Regions from separate parts of the Mus musculus genome. Here all the other regions are linked to region 3. Evidence: chromatin loops called from intact Hi-C (ENCODE). Cell type or tissue: left cerebral cortex. All regions are shown on one strand.

The links. Peaks named below come from ENCODE experiments on the same cell type or tissue, not always from the same donor. Only the 100,000 strongest peaks of a DNase experiment are listed, where the experiment ranks them.
Region 1: it touches region 3 in a loop (2.1-fold over the local background); 2 of 42 quality-filtered maps call a loop at or near these places.
Region 2: a loop joins it to region 3, with 2.4 times the contacts of the local background. A loop is called at or near these places in 2 of 42 quality-filtered maps.

What each region holds. Positions count from the first base shown.
Region 1 is chr14:120,558,572-120,562,571 of GRCm38, forward strand. It overlaps Gm41251 (a long non-coding RNA gene), which reads left to right. Exons shown (of 3, transcript XR_874978.1): 3 at 894-1,058. Among named protein-coding and RNA genes, the nearest start is that of Gm41252, 18 kb to the right of the region's middle. In left cerebral cortex, no CTCF peak of the experiment used is centred here; DNase peaks (open chromatin) are centred at 2,053 and 2,726; H3K27ac peaks cover 364 bases.
Region 2 is chr14:120,576,826-120,580,825 of GRCm38, forward strand. Gm41252 (a long non-coding RNA gene) reads left to right here and starts at 1,703. Exons shown (of 3, transcript XR_003951156.1): 1 at 1,703-2,775; 2 at 3,001-3,255. In left cerebral cortex, no CTCF peak of the experiment used is centred here; a DNase peak (open chromatin) is centred at 2,151; H3K27ac peaks cover 1,315 bases.
Region 3 is chr14:120,497,752-120,501,751 of GRCm38, forward strand. The region is part of intron 1 of Rap2a (RAS related protein 2a); the gene reads left to right. Among named protein-coding and RNA genes, the nearest start is that of Rap2a, 21 kb to the left of the region's middle. In left cerebral cortex, no CTCF peak of the experiment used is centred here; DNase peaks (open chromatin) are centred at 2,010 and 2,634; H3K27ac peaks cover 1,794 bases.

The DNA of each region.
Region 1 (4,000 bases), 61 kb after region 3:
AAATATCCATGCTCTCCATCTCTTCCAGAGGACAGTAAAGGTAAGGACTGTCTGGAACCACTATGTTTAAGGAGAAAAGTCTGAGAATTGGTGGACACACACTACCCTTTGTGAATCTACAATCTCAATTTATATAATCTATGCCTTTAAACATGTCAAATTAGGGCTCAATGGTTAAGAGCCCTTGCTGCTCTTCTGTAGGACCCAAGTTCAGTTCCCAGTGCCCCACCTCATGAGGCTTACCTATCTTCAGCTCCAGGGTATCTGATGCTATCTTCTGCCCTTGAGGGCACACACATACATGTGACACAGACATTCAAGACAATACACATAAATAAAAATACATGTATTTTTACATGTCACTCAAAAGTGTGATCCCAGATTGATAGTAGTACTGGTTACATAGAAAATGAAATATTCCTCCATTATAAAGCAGGTAAGTAAGACATCCAAAGAGAAATAATGAAACTGAAAGTGAGAGGAAAAAAATGAGTCCAGGAAGAGAAAAGAGTACCTTTGTAGAAAAAGAATAGAGAAAATTGGAAATTATTGTATTAAGTGAAGTAACCAAGATTCAGAAAGACAAAGATGGTGTGCTTTCTTATATAAATATTAGGTGTGTGTGTGTGTGTGTGTGTGTGTGTGTGTGTGTGTGTGAAGCTAGGGAGGGGATCATGAAATGGCTCAAAGAGGTCTTAAAGTATGAAGTGAGGAGAGTAATGGAATACGCATAGCATGAAGGCCATGTAGGGGCTACCAGCAGGAAGTAGGCAGAGAGCTGAGGTGGGGGTGAGGAAGGTCAACAGAAACAAAGTATCCTTAGACACATCTTCAAGAAACCCATGACTTTGTGTTCTTTCTGACTTTGTGTTCTTTCTTTCTTTAATTAAAAGACTAAAGGAAAATCCTGAAGAGAGAGTAACAAGATTTAAGAACCAGGGAAGCAATAAGCAAGGTGAACAGAGTGCACAAGAGACAGAAGGAACTGGCAGAGCGGTTAAAGAGAGCAGCTAAGAGTTTATAGTCTACACCAGTAGCTCTGAAACTTCCTAATGCTGTGGTCCTCTAGTACAGCCCCTCGTGTTGTGGTGATCCCACCCATAAAATTATTTTCATTGCTACTTCATAACTGTAATTTTGTTACCGTTATGAATTGAAATGTAAATATCTGTTTTCCAATGGTCTTTGACAACCCCTTGAAAGTGATGTTTGACAACCCCCTCCAAAGGGTCAAAAATACCATTTGTAAACAGAGCTGAGACAATGCAAGAGAATATCTTATTGTATACAGCAAAATAAAAACCAGCAGCATATCATATGTGTTTCCATGAAAATAAACTAGAGATCCCCACAGAGCAGAGTCAGAGCTTCTCAAGAGCTACGGGTGCTTTGCTCATGTCCCAGGAGCCACCGTGGTCGCCTGAAAACAACAGATATTCACTAAGAAAGAAGAAGATTGACAAAAACCCAGCTATTGCATCTTTCAGGAATAAGAGAAAGAAAGAAGATCTTTTCAAACAACCCAAACAGACAGTTTGTTCCATTTTGATATTTAGTAAGAAAAATTCTAAAGGATATTCTTCAGGCAAAACAAAATGACCCAAGACGGAAAGTCTGAAGTAACAATGGATTCAAAGATGAGACAAATTCAGGATAATACCAAAGGAATGAAGCATACTTAAAATACTTCATGGAGGTATAAAGACATAACAAAATGAACTAAAATGCTTGGCAATGGAATGTGAGAGGAGAGAGGCACTCTGAATGTTGGTTGGGGTGGGGATAACATTGAATAACAACCTACTTGGAAAGGCAGAATATATATAACTAACTTCCAAAATAAAAGCAAAAGAAGGGAGAAGGGGAGTTCTTATCATGTCATAAGAATTTTTTACTTAGCATTTATGCTAGGAAAATCTTTCGTGGGGGAGAAAGGTTGTCCTTGTTCCTGAACATGACACTTAAATCTGTAACCGCTTGGTCCTGTAGTGTCTCCCCCTGAACATGACACTTAAATCTGTAACCGCTTGGTCCTGTGGTGTCGCCCCCGCCCCATCTGTTTTAGCTCCTTACCCCACTTTCCTTGAAAACATGGCTGATTTATTTTAAGGGCACTATTCATTCCTATCTTGCTGTTTCTTGAAATTTCACTTGCGTCCCGTGGATAGTCCCATAATTTAAATCCTTATTGTGTGGGAACCTGGCATTCACTCATAGCCCAACTCACTCATTAGGTTTCCAAGGGTTTCCAGGTGAAAATATAATTAACTTTTGATGAGCTTCCAGTGGTTTCGTGGTATTTTAAGTACCGACTGTGACTTCAATTAAAGTTTTATATTTTTATGCATGATTCACCTGGAAGCCAGCTTCCTTCTTTGCTGTATGATGTCACATGGCTTCATTCTTCCACTGTGGCTTGGACTCTACTCTTTGAGCTCCTTATTCTGTTTCACTCAAATGTCAATCAAGCATAGTTGTTTATTTGATCTCAGAACACATTTCTCTCTGCCTGGATTTCTGCTTGAGCCATGGAGTTGGTTGCCCTGTTCTACAGTTTTCCCAACTGTGTGTCATAAGTAGAGCCAACTCCTTGTTGCTCCATGTGTATTGCCAATCCAGGATTACTAAGTATTTGTGATAAGGCCAATATGTTGCTTACAAATTAAAGAGAGTCATGCTTGGCTCTCAGTCACCATCAGCTTGCCTGGTACAGACTCAAATCACAGGAAATAATGAGAGCGGCCACAGCAAGCAAATGTGCATTCTTCTTGGTACTTCTAAGCCATGCACAAAGAGCATCAAAGGCTTCGGACTTATGCTTGGGTTGGGTTATGAGCCAAATGGCAAGGCCCCTTCAGAAAATGATTTCCCTCCTTCTAGACTCTGTTTTCTCTTTTGTGATATGAAGGTTGTCATCATGCCCACGATTGTGACTATCAAATGAGGCAGTCCACAGTCATCTAATCAGATGCAATCTGTTTAAACAAACAACCCTAACTGTGTTAGTCAGCTTCCCCTTGCTGTGAAAAATGCCCAAGAGAAACAACTGAAAGGGAATAAAGACTTATTTTGGATCCTAGCTTTGGTCCATGGACATGAATCCCTATTGCTTTGGGTTTTAGTGAGGCAAAGTATCTCTATGGTCACCATAGGGAGATTGTGGAAGAGAGCCACTCACTTCACGAAAGAGGTAGCAGAGAAGGGGAGAGGGGGAGGGGGAGGGGGAGAGAGGGAAAGGGGGAGAGGGGGAGAGAGGGAAAGGGGGAGAGGGGGTGGGGAGAGAGGGGGAGAGGGGAGAAAGAGGTCTTTGACTGTCAGGGAAGACACTTGGCAGATGGTGCCTACCTTAGACTCAGAACCTCAAGAGATCATATTAGGAAAACAAACCAACAACAAGGAAGGATTCTTACCATGTCATACTCTAAAATTAGTTGCCTAGAGAAAGGATCTGTGTGCTCTCATAAAATCAAAGCAGAACACCATCTTGAATTATTCCCAAATATGGCATGCCTTCCAGAAGGCATAAATGGACTATTGATTTCTGCTGTGGGGAATGAAATCTCTCTCTCTCTTTCTCTTCCTTTTAATTTTCAATTTGCTATTTTTAGAAAGCCTGGTGTCCCTGAAGAACTCTGCTCAAATATTGCAAGGCAGTGGAGAAGTCTTGAACTGAACTGGGTCCAAAGACTCCCATGTTTTAATAGTAGCATCAGTCTAGACACTAGCCTGGTCCCAAGCCTGAGTCACCATCATCAGACACAGAGCTCCACATGTTTTAAGGACTTTAGTTGTTAACTCAATTTTATTGAAATTGTGTGTGGGGAATCCTCACAAGGCCTCACCTTCCATATGCTTCGCCTCTCTAGAGAAGATTTGCATTGCATTTCCTTTCCCCAAACGTCTGGGAGCTATTTCCAGTGTAATGAAGTTAGACGTCTGCGTTTTAATTTATAAGTAGTTGATAATATTGTACTTTGTAGATGATTTTGAGGGTATTGTT
Region 2 (4,000 bases), 79 kb after region 3:
CAAGTCATAAAGTACAGTTGTCAGCATATTTTGGTTGGTTGGTTGGTTGTTTCCCCCCCCCCCCTTTGGTTTTTCAAGACAGGGTTTCTCTGGGTAGACTTGGCTGTACTCAAATTCACTCTGTAGACCAGGCTGGCCTCGAACTCACAGAGATCTACCTCCCTCTGCCTCCTGAGTGCTGGGATTAAAGGCATGGACCACCACCACCTCTGATTGTCAGTATTTTGAGCGTGCATAGACAAAAGTTCACTTGGTCTACCAAAGTCATGCTGCAAGCCCTGGGGCCACCTAAAAATTCAGGGGTATCCATCTTACCACTTGGATGTGGTTGTGGAGAGTGTTTAAACCATGTTCCTATCTCACTGCCCACCTTGCTCTCATCTTTAGTGGCTTCATTTTCCCTGAGGATGCTCCAACAATTCCATCCACACTAGTATTCTCTAGAGAGAATAGAAGATTCCACAGCTGGACTCTCTCTATCTGAGAGGGATGTGAATGGGAAGAGGAGGGAAGGCAGAGAGTCACCGTCTAGCAGGAGACTTCCAGGTGCATGGGGAGGAAGCTTTAGAGCACATGAAGATGGAGGCCTTGCATATGGTCTGCCTCATTTCCACCCTACATGCACCTCACCTTCAGTGGTGTCAGCAACAACAAAGAGATTCAGGAAGACAGACAGCTCTGAATCATGTGTGCTCTGGGCTTTCCTTCTGGGCCACGGCTCACATACTACTAACACAGTGGGGAATTTGGAGGAGTTGGAAGGAGAGGGCTAAGGGAAGCCTTCAGTGTGTTTGTCAACCAGCTGGGAATAGCCCCTCAGTGTGCATATATTAATGCCCAGCCTAAGCTCAGCTCCACAGGTTGACCTTTAAGACTTCTTGGCTGTCCTGCCCTCAGAGCATTAAACTCTAGCTGAAGGAAATAGAGTAACATTTACATTAGGGCAGTGGTCAGGTGGCAAACCAGTGGGAAAATGGAGTGGATGCTTAAGAAGAGACAGAATAAGACCAATCCTAAACCCTTACCAAAGAAAAGATAGAATGGAGTTAGGAGTCTACTGACCCAGCCCACGAGGTTTTGCGACCTTGGAGTAAATGACTTTGTTTCAACCCTGGTACCGAGCCACTGAAACCCAAAATCTGCACCAGAATCTACAATTGCTGTGACCACAGACAAGCCACTTAATTTCTCCCTAATCATCATGTTTTCCCATGTGCAGAATGAACATTATAATATCAACACATGAGGTCATGTGATTCCAAGGACTTAGAAGAACACCTGATCCAGTACACGGTACGAACGAGTATATCCCTTCTAAATGATTATTTTTATTATTTTATCTTATTCTAGCTTCCTATCTCTGAGCTGGGGCTTTTTGACTTTCATGTAACAAACCAAGAGTTTGCTCTGATCTTTTAAATAACCTTCCAGTTGCTGTCTCACGCAAGCATTCCATTAGTGCTATGGGGGTTGGGTTTCAGCTATAAACTCTATGCCTTCAGGGACCCAAATCCTGTTGTAATGACACTGAAGATTAAAGACAGTTAGAAGCTAAAATGTAGCTGGTGTGCACCATCAAGAGTACCCCAAGGGTGTGCATACCCATTCTCAAATCCTAGTGTGCTGCTATTGAGCAGTTAGTGTCTTTGTTGTTTAGAAAGAAAGAATTTTTAAAACATTGCCATGCCACAGCAACCAGACTGGTAAGTGATCCAGAACAGGCTGAACTGATAAAAATATGTGTGAAAATGTCCAGATTGACGATATATCCTAAAAATAAGTTTCACAAAATAGCGGAAGAAGTAGAAAGGGCCTGGTTTCCCATACATGTGATTTCATCTTTAATTTTTTTTAAGGTCTAAAATATTCAGTTTGAAAATGATTTGAGCACTGCCATCTGGAATGGATAGAGAGTGAAAGGCCCTAGATGGGGAACAATAGAAAGCATCGTTGGAAGAGTGAAGGGGCAAAACTTGATGTGTTGACAGCAAACAAACGCGTGCACAGCCCCGCATGTAGAGTGGAGACTTTCCCCACTTGTCTTCAAAGCAGTATGCTCTACGTACGCCCTGGCGAGAGCCAAGTTAGCTTAACTGTTATTTACTTCTCTTCTCAAGATTCCAAAGCAGATGAGCATTGCTGCATTGCCAGCTCTGAGAGAACGCGGGGGTTTCCAATTATAAATTCTAACCTTAGACAAGCAAGCCCCCTTCCAACTCCAACAAGGAAATTCAGAGCTCTAACATAACAGTGTTTTAAGAGCATCCTGCCCGCATTGGTTAGACCTGCAGTGTGGGGCTTGCTTCATATCAGAAAACCAGATTTCTTGGTGTATATAGAGCATGCTATGAATACTCATCACAGGGCCAATCTACTCGGGACAACACTGGGATACTTTTATATTCTTCTGTGATTGAAATGACTTTGTCTTCTACAATTGTCAAGGAATTTGGAGAAGATTTCTGTGTGACATCTTCAGCAAGCTCATGACCAAGCATTAATTACATTGGACAGACAGGATATGTACCAAGCAGGCATGGTAAACCTTAGAGACGTGATCAGGAAACATACAGAGCTCATGTCGATGAAGAGTCTAAAATTCTAGGGAAGGAATTTGCACATGCAAACAGATAGACATTTTTAAAATTCTAATATGATTTCAAAAATGTATTGTATCAAATTAGTAACCAGTGTTCCTATGATAAATGAATATAAATAACATGAATATAAACACCCAGGTTTGGAGATTGAGTATTTAAATTATTAATTTTGAGGGTAAGTGTAATATTTGAATCTATGCATGCAATGTATAAAAATCAGGCTGGGTGAGTGGTTTGACCACTTTCTCCTATTTTGTCATCTCTTTTTGCTGAGAATATTGGTAATATCTGATATTTTGAAATGTGCAGTTTTTATCACCAAATTTATTATGCTGTGCTATAGACTAGTGGAAACCTCCCACTGGATGTACCTGCTCCTTCCCCCTGATTTTCCCCACAGGTTCGGAAGCTTGACCAAGTCCTTATTATTTGCCTCAAGGACAACTTCCTGAGTCTTTCGTGTGTCTGGCTATCAGATATTTCTACACTGGCATAACGGAGCAAGCCACTACACTGAAGTTATGGGCTGGGAATTTATTTTCTTCTACTGTCCTGTCAGAGGAGATAGGAACTTCTGTGCACAAAACCAAATGAGAAGCTCTGACCTTTAGCCTGGCATTTAGTTGCCTCCAACTCATTCTTACTTATGCCGAAGGTAAGTTTATCTCTCTAAGCTTCCGTGTTGCCTGAGTAATTACCAGTGTGTCTATGCTCCTTTTGTTTGTTTGTAGAACATGATTTTAATATTTTCAACTCTTACTATTCAACAAACAGAATAATTATTTAAAGATATATTTCGTTGTTATCTCTCCCTTTTCATTTCTGATTTTAATTTGAATACTGTCTCTGTGCCCTCTGGTTGTGTCTAGGCTCTTAACTGCCCTAGATTACCACACATAAGAGTATCCCTTCCACTGACTGACATGGCCTCTCAGTTTACCAAGGCCAAGCTACTCTGGATGACGTTGGGTATTTGTATCTTCTTCTGTGAATGAAATGACTCTGTCCTTTACCAGTGTCAAGGCGACAAGGTTCCCAGGAAGCCATGCGGTCAGGTGGGACAGAGCAGGACCAGTTTCAGTCCTTGCCATTGGACATTTGAGACACCACTGACCTCATATTTGGAAGAACCAAGTACCAACATTTCGTATTTAATACATGCTGGACAAGGAACTTATTTCTCCTTTAAATTCGTTTATTCCGGATATGAGGGTTTAGAAAAGGAGTCAGAGACATCTTGAAATAACTTATAAACAGGCAGGTTCAGACAACAAAAAAGCTCCTGTCCCTTCAAGATTATGAAATTGGTCTTGGGTATTTTGTACATAATTTGTACTGTGCTCATTAAGACACCTGCAAAGGCGAAAAAAAAAGACTTGTATCCTTTAAGATGGAAGACA
Region 3 (4,000 bases):
CTCCCTTTCCCCCTCCCTCTCCTCCTCCCTCCCTCCCTCCCTCCCTCCCTTCCTCCCTCCCTCCCTCCTATTTAAATATTGGTGGGAATTAAAACAGAAGTTAGGGCCTGTGAAGGGGAAGGATGCAGACGTCCCAGGTCTGAACACAGCAAACTTTTAAACTCTTGAATTCTTAACACTAACATTTAACGAACAGACAGAAGGACATAGCCAGCTGCCCATAGCATGAATTCTGTGTCATGGGAGGTGTTCAGAACACTGCAGAGACATCTGGCAAGGGTGGCCACAGAGTGGCTGACACATTTGAGTATTGCTCTTTGCCTCAGGCCTTTTTAAGAGAGGAGATTTTAACACTGGGGAGAAAATTGAAAAAGGGAACTAAGAAAAACCTTTCTAGTTCTCTTCCAAACTCAAAGAGAATTCTATTCCAACCAGCTTATGAGCAAGAAGAGCCTGATGAAAACCCCTGTGAGACACGCCCTCCTCTTAAGTGCTAAGTATGATAGCCTCAAAGGAGGCCAGTGGGACTGACTGCATAGATCTTGCTAGTTTACCCTGATGAGCTAGTGAAGACAAGAGCCTTGATTTTAGACTTGCTGCATGTGAGGTCATAGATGGTAGGCGTAGGGTGCCATTTGGGATCAGCGTCACCGATGAGTCTGCTGGTGCCTGACATCTCGGAAGCTCAGAGTCCCTCTGCAGACTTCATGTATGTGATCTCACAGAATCAGACTCAGTAGCTCTGGAACAGGACCCAGGAATCAGTACCTAGACTCTTACGTTGTTTTAATAACCAGCCAAGCTTAGACAGTCCCAGAATAAAGTGTACATAAACACGTGTATTGGGACAGTTATGAAGCAACACCAGTCTATTGATAAGCCATTGATATTTAGAGAACAGCCGCATTGAGAAGCCCATCAGCGTTGTATAGCTAAGCAATGTTTTGTGCAATCCATTAAGCACAGCTGCTTAAAAGAGCTAGTTTTATTTATTCATACATTATATAATCACACCCACGAATATAACAAAAGCATGTAAATTCATGTTAATAAGACAAATGTTTCCCACAGTCTACAAACAAACTAATGGGCCACCTTCTGATCCCGTCTATGGCGTCCCCTTCAACAACGAAAGTTAATGGTGGTTCATAAATAGAGTAATTTTGGAATTTGGCACTCTCAACTTCTTCCCGAATGATATCCATTGAAAAAGGAGAAATGAAGAAAATCACGGGGCTGCTATGAGAATCAAACATGAGAGTATTTGCTGTCACATATTCGCAGAGTATGCATCCCTCTAAATAATAATATCAGCTTCCGTACGTCCTGTGTCTGATGAAGTCACTTCCAGCACCCCGCCCGTCCCCAGTTCTGTTTCTCGGGTAACCTGTATTGGGAGGCTGAGCAGGCATGGGAGGGGTTGCACAGGTGGATCCCCAAAGCCATTTGCTGTTCCTTGAACTGACAGGTGCATACCTACAAGCTCTTGACACCTACGTCATATCTCACTCGGGAGTTACCCCCCCCCCCATACTTCCGTGGCAGATTCCTTACTCCTTCGCTTAACGTTGTATGACACCTCCCCAGTGAAGCCTGTGATGTCCTGTGCTCCTAACATGCTCTCTGGCCTGCCTCTTCTGTCTCTAATAAACCCTAAGTACTTACCTTTATTGCTAATACCCATTTCCTCGGCTGAGCTATAGTCAGCATGAGGGCCGATGTCTTTGTTGTTTCCTGTGTATCCTAGGTGGGCATAGCAGTATGTACGATGTAGTAGGCTCTTAGAAAATAAATATGGTGGTGGATGACAGAGTCTATGATCCAAAGTCCTATTGCCGCTCTCCCACTGTTCTGCTACCGCTACACAGTGGGCCTTTGCTCAGTGCAGCCCATGGTTCCCACAGAGTTAGAGCTTCCCGCACACTGTGTGCAGAAGTATTGCTCCTCAGCTCTTGGTGCATCCTTCCTACTACTGTGAGTCAAATGCACTGACAGTAACTGCTCCATACTCTGGTCCCACAGGATTGGCTCCACCCAGCCCTCAGTGTGCACTTTGATATCTCGTCTAAAGACCAGCCCGCCGTATGTTCTCACCACGGTGCCAGACACTCAGCCAATAAGTGTTGATTGTGGGTTGGGCCACCATGTCTGATGTGATTTTTAACTTTCAGGTGTAAGAGAGCTTTAGATGTAGTCCAACAAACAGGCACTTGAAAGACTGTAACATATCAAGTTCACATGACTAGCTAAGTGGATTCTGAGGCTAAAGTCTTGGTCTGGTTTGGGAGTTGTGTGCTGTGCTTCGTCAGCATAGGGCTTTCCCTCTTTCCATGTCTTCTCCTCCGAGTCCCAGGAGATCCAGGTTCCTCCAGGTGTTACCTTCCTGTGTCGGACTCTTCCTGTCATCCCCGCCCCTCCCGCTAGTGTTAGCATCTTCTGTAAGGCCCGGTGTTCTGAGATTACATCTCTGCTTGTCCTGTCAGGCAGTGCGGGGCTGATTCATGCTATGCTTTGGCCCCCTCTCTCTTTCTAGTTCCACCTCACAGCCCTGATCCCTTGGCCCAGCTCGTTTCTCCTCCGCAGATCTCTCCATCTCTTGCTGATTTCTGATTTCCTAACACTCTGTCTTTTGGCAAGCCGTGTTCTTATGTAAGTGGTGATGGCAGGAGGGGGTGGGTCCTGTTCTGTGCTGTCTGATCTGAATTCCTGTATTGTCTCCTCTGGCTTTGAAAGCATCTTTGCTGCGTTAAGTGGGAGCGGGTACCCCAGCTCTATTTTACCAACTGAGATCAGACACAGACATCAGGAAATGCTGTGCTCAGCCCTGCAGCTTCTCCTGGCAAGGGTGAAAGCCAAGCCTCCATCCACAGCCTAGTGTATGATATTCCCACTGTCCCAAACTCGAGTGTTAACAGAGAGACAAAGTCTGTCATGACCCATCTGATGTTTGGAAATGGATAGCAGTTGTTGTTGATGATTTGTTTTGTTTTGTTTTGTTCTTAAGATTTCGATCTGTTTGTCAGGTTTCTTGATCAGGTTGTTAATCTGCATTTCTCTAGCATCCTTAATATCCTGGTGGCCAAAAAGACCGCTGTCCGTTCAGTCAGTAGGGGTAGACAGGTTCTCGGATACTGACGACGTTTTCCCCCCATCACTGCATGTGACTAATAGCTATTGGACCTGTGTTTGTAATGCTGAACAGTGCCAAGAACTCTGCTGACAACCTGGTCAAGGAGACCTATTGATTGTAGGTTGGCCACCATCTCTTGGAACTTTAACCTCCAGACTGAAGAGCACATATATCAGCTAAGTGCTGGTAACTTGATACTTTTGCAGATTTTGAAAAGTCCTCCTGTTTCAATAGAACCTGTCTATTTCAACTAAAAGTATGTCTCTCTTAATATAAAATATTGATACAGTATTGTATTTAAGCTTAAGATTATTCTTTAAGATACTTTTCTTTTACCTAATAGTAGAAAATGATTTGTTTATTTGTTTGTTTGTTTGAGATCAAGCTCAGACTGGCCACCAATACACTCTGTAGCTGAGGGTGACCTTGAACTCCTGGTCTTCCTGCCTCCATCTCCTAAGTGCTTAGATTATAGGTGTGGGCCACCAGGCCCAGCATTAGAAAGCAATGTCTCAGCACTTACCATTCTCAATGAGTATAGTTAACGGACTGAAGTTAGATCTTAACTCCAACTCAATAAATGTTATTTGTCACCATTTGTAAATTGCTTCATTAACAAGCAAGACATGTCATCTTGTGCTCTGTTGGCATGTGTGCCCCCAGACCAGAAGGGGAAAACCACCACATCCTTGAGTGTAGGACAGATCAGAAGCTGATGCTGATATGGGTGGCAGTGACAGCTCACTGCCAGGCTGCTCATTTCCCCAGGTGCAAGCTGGCAATGGGTCTGTGTCCTGCAGCTCCATCACCCATACCCTCTGTGCCCCCAGAGGCCAGCGAGTACACAAAAGTGTGTTCAAGAGAGTCCTG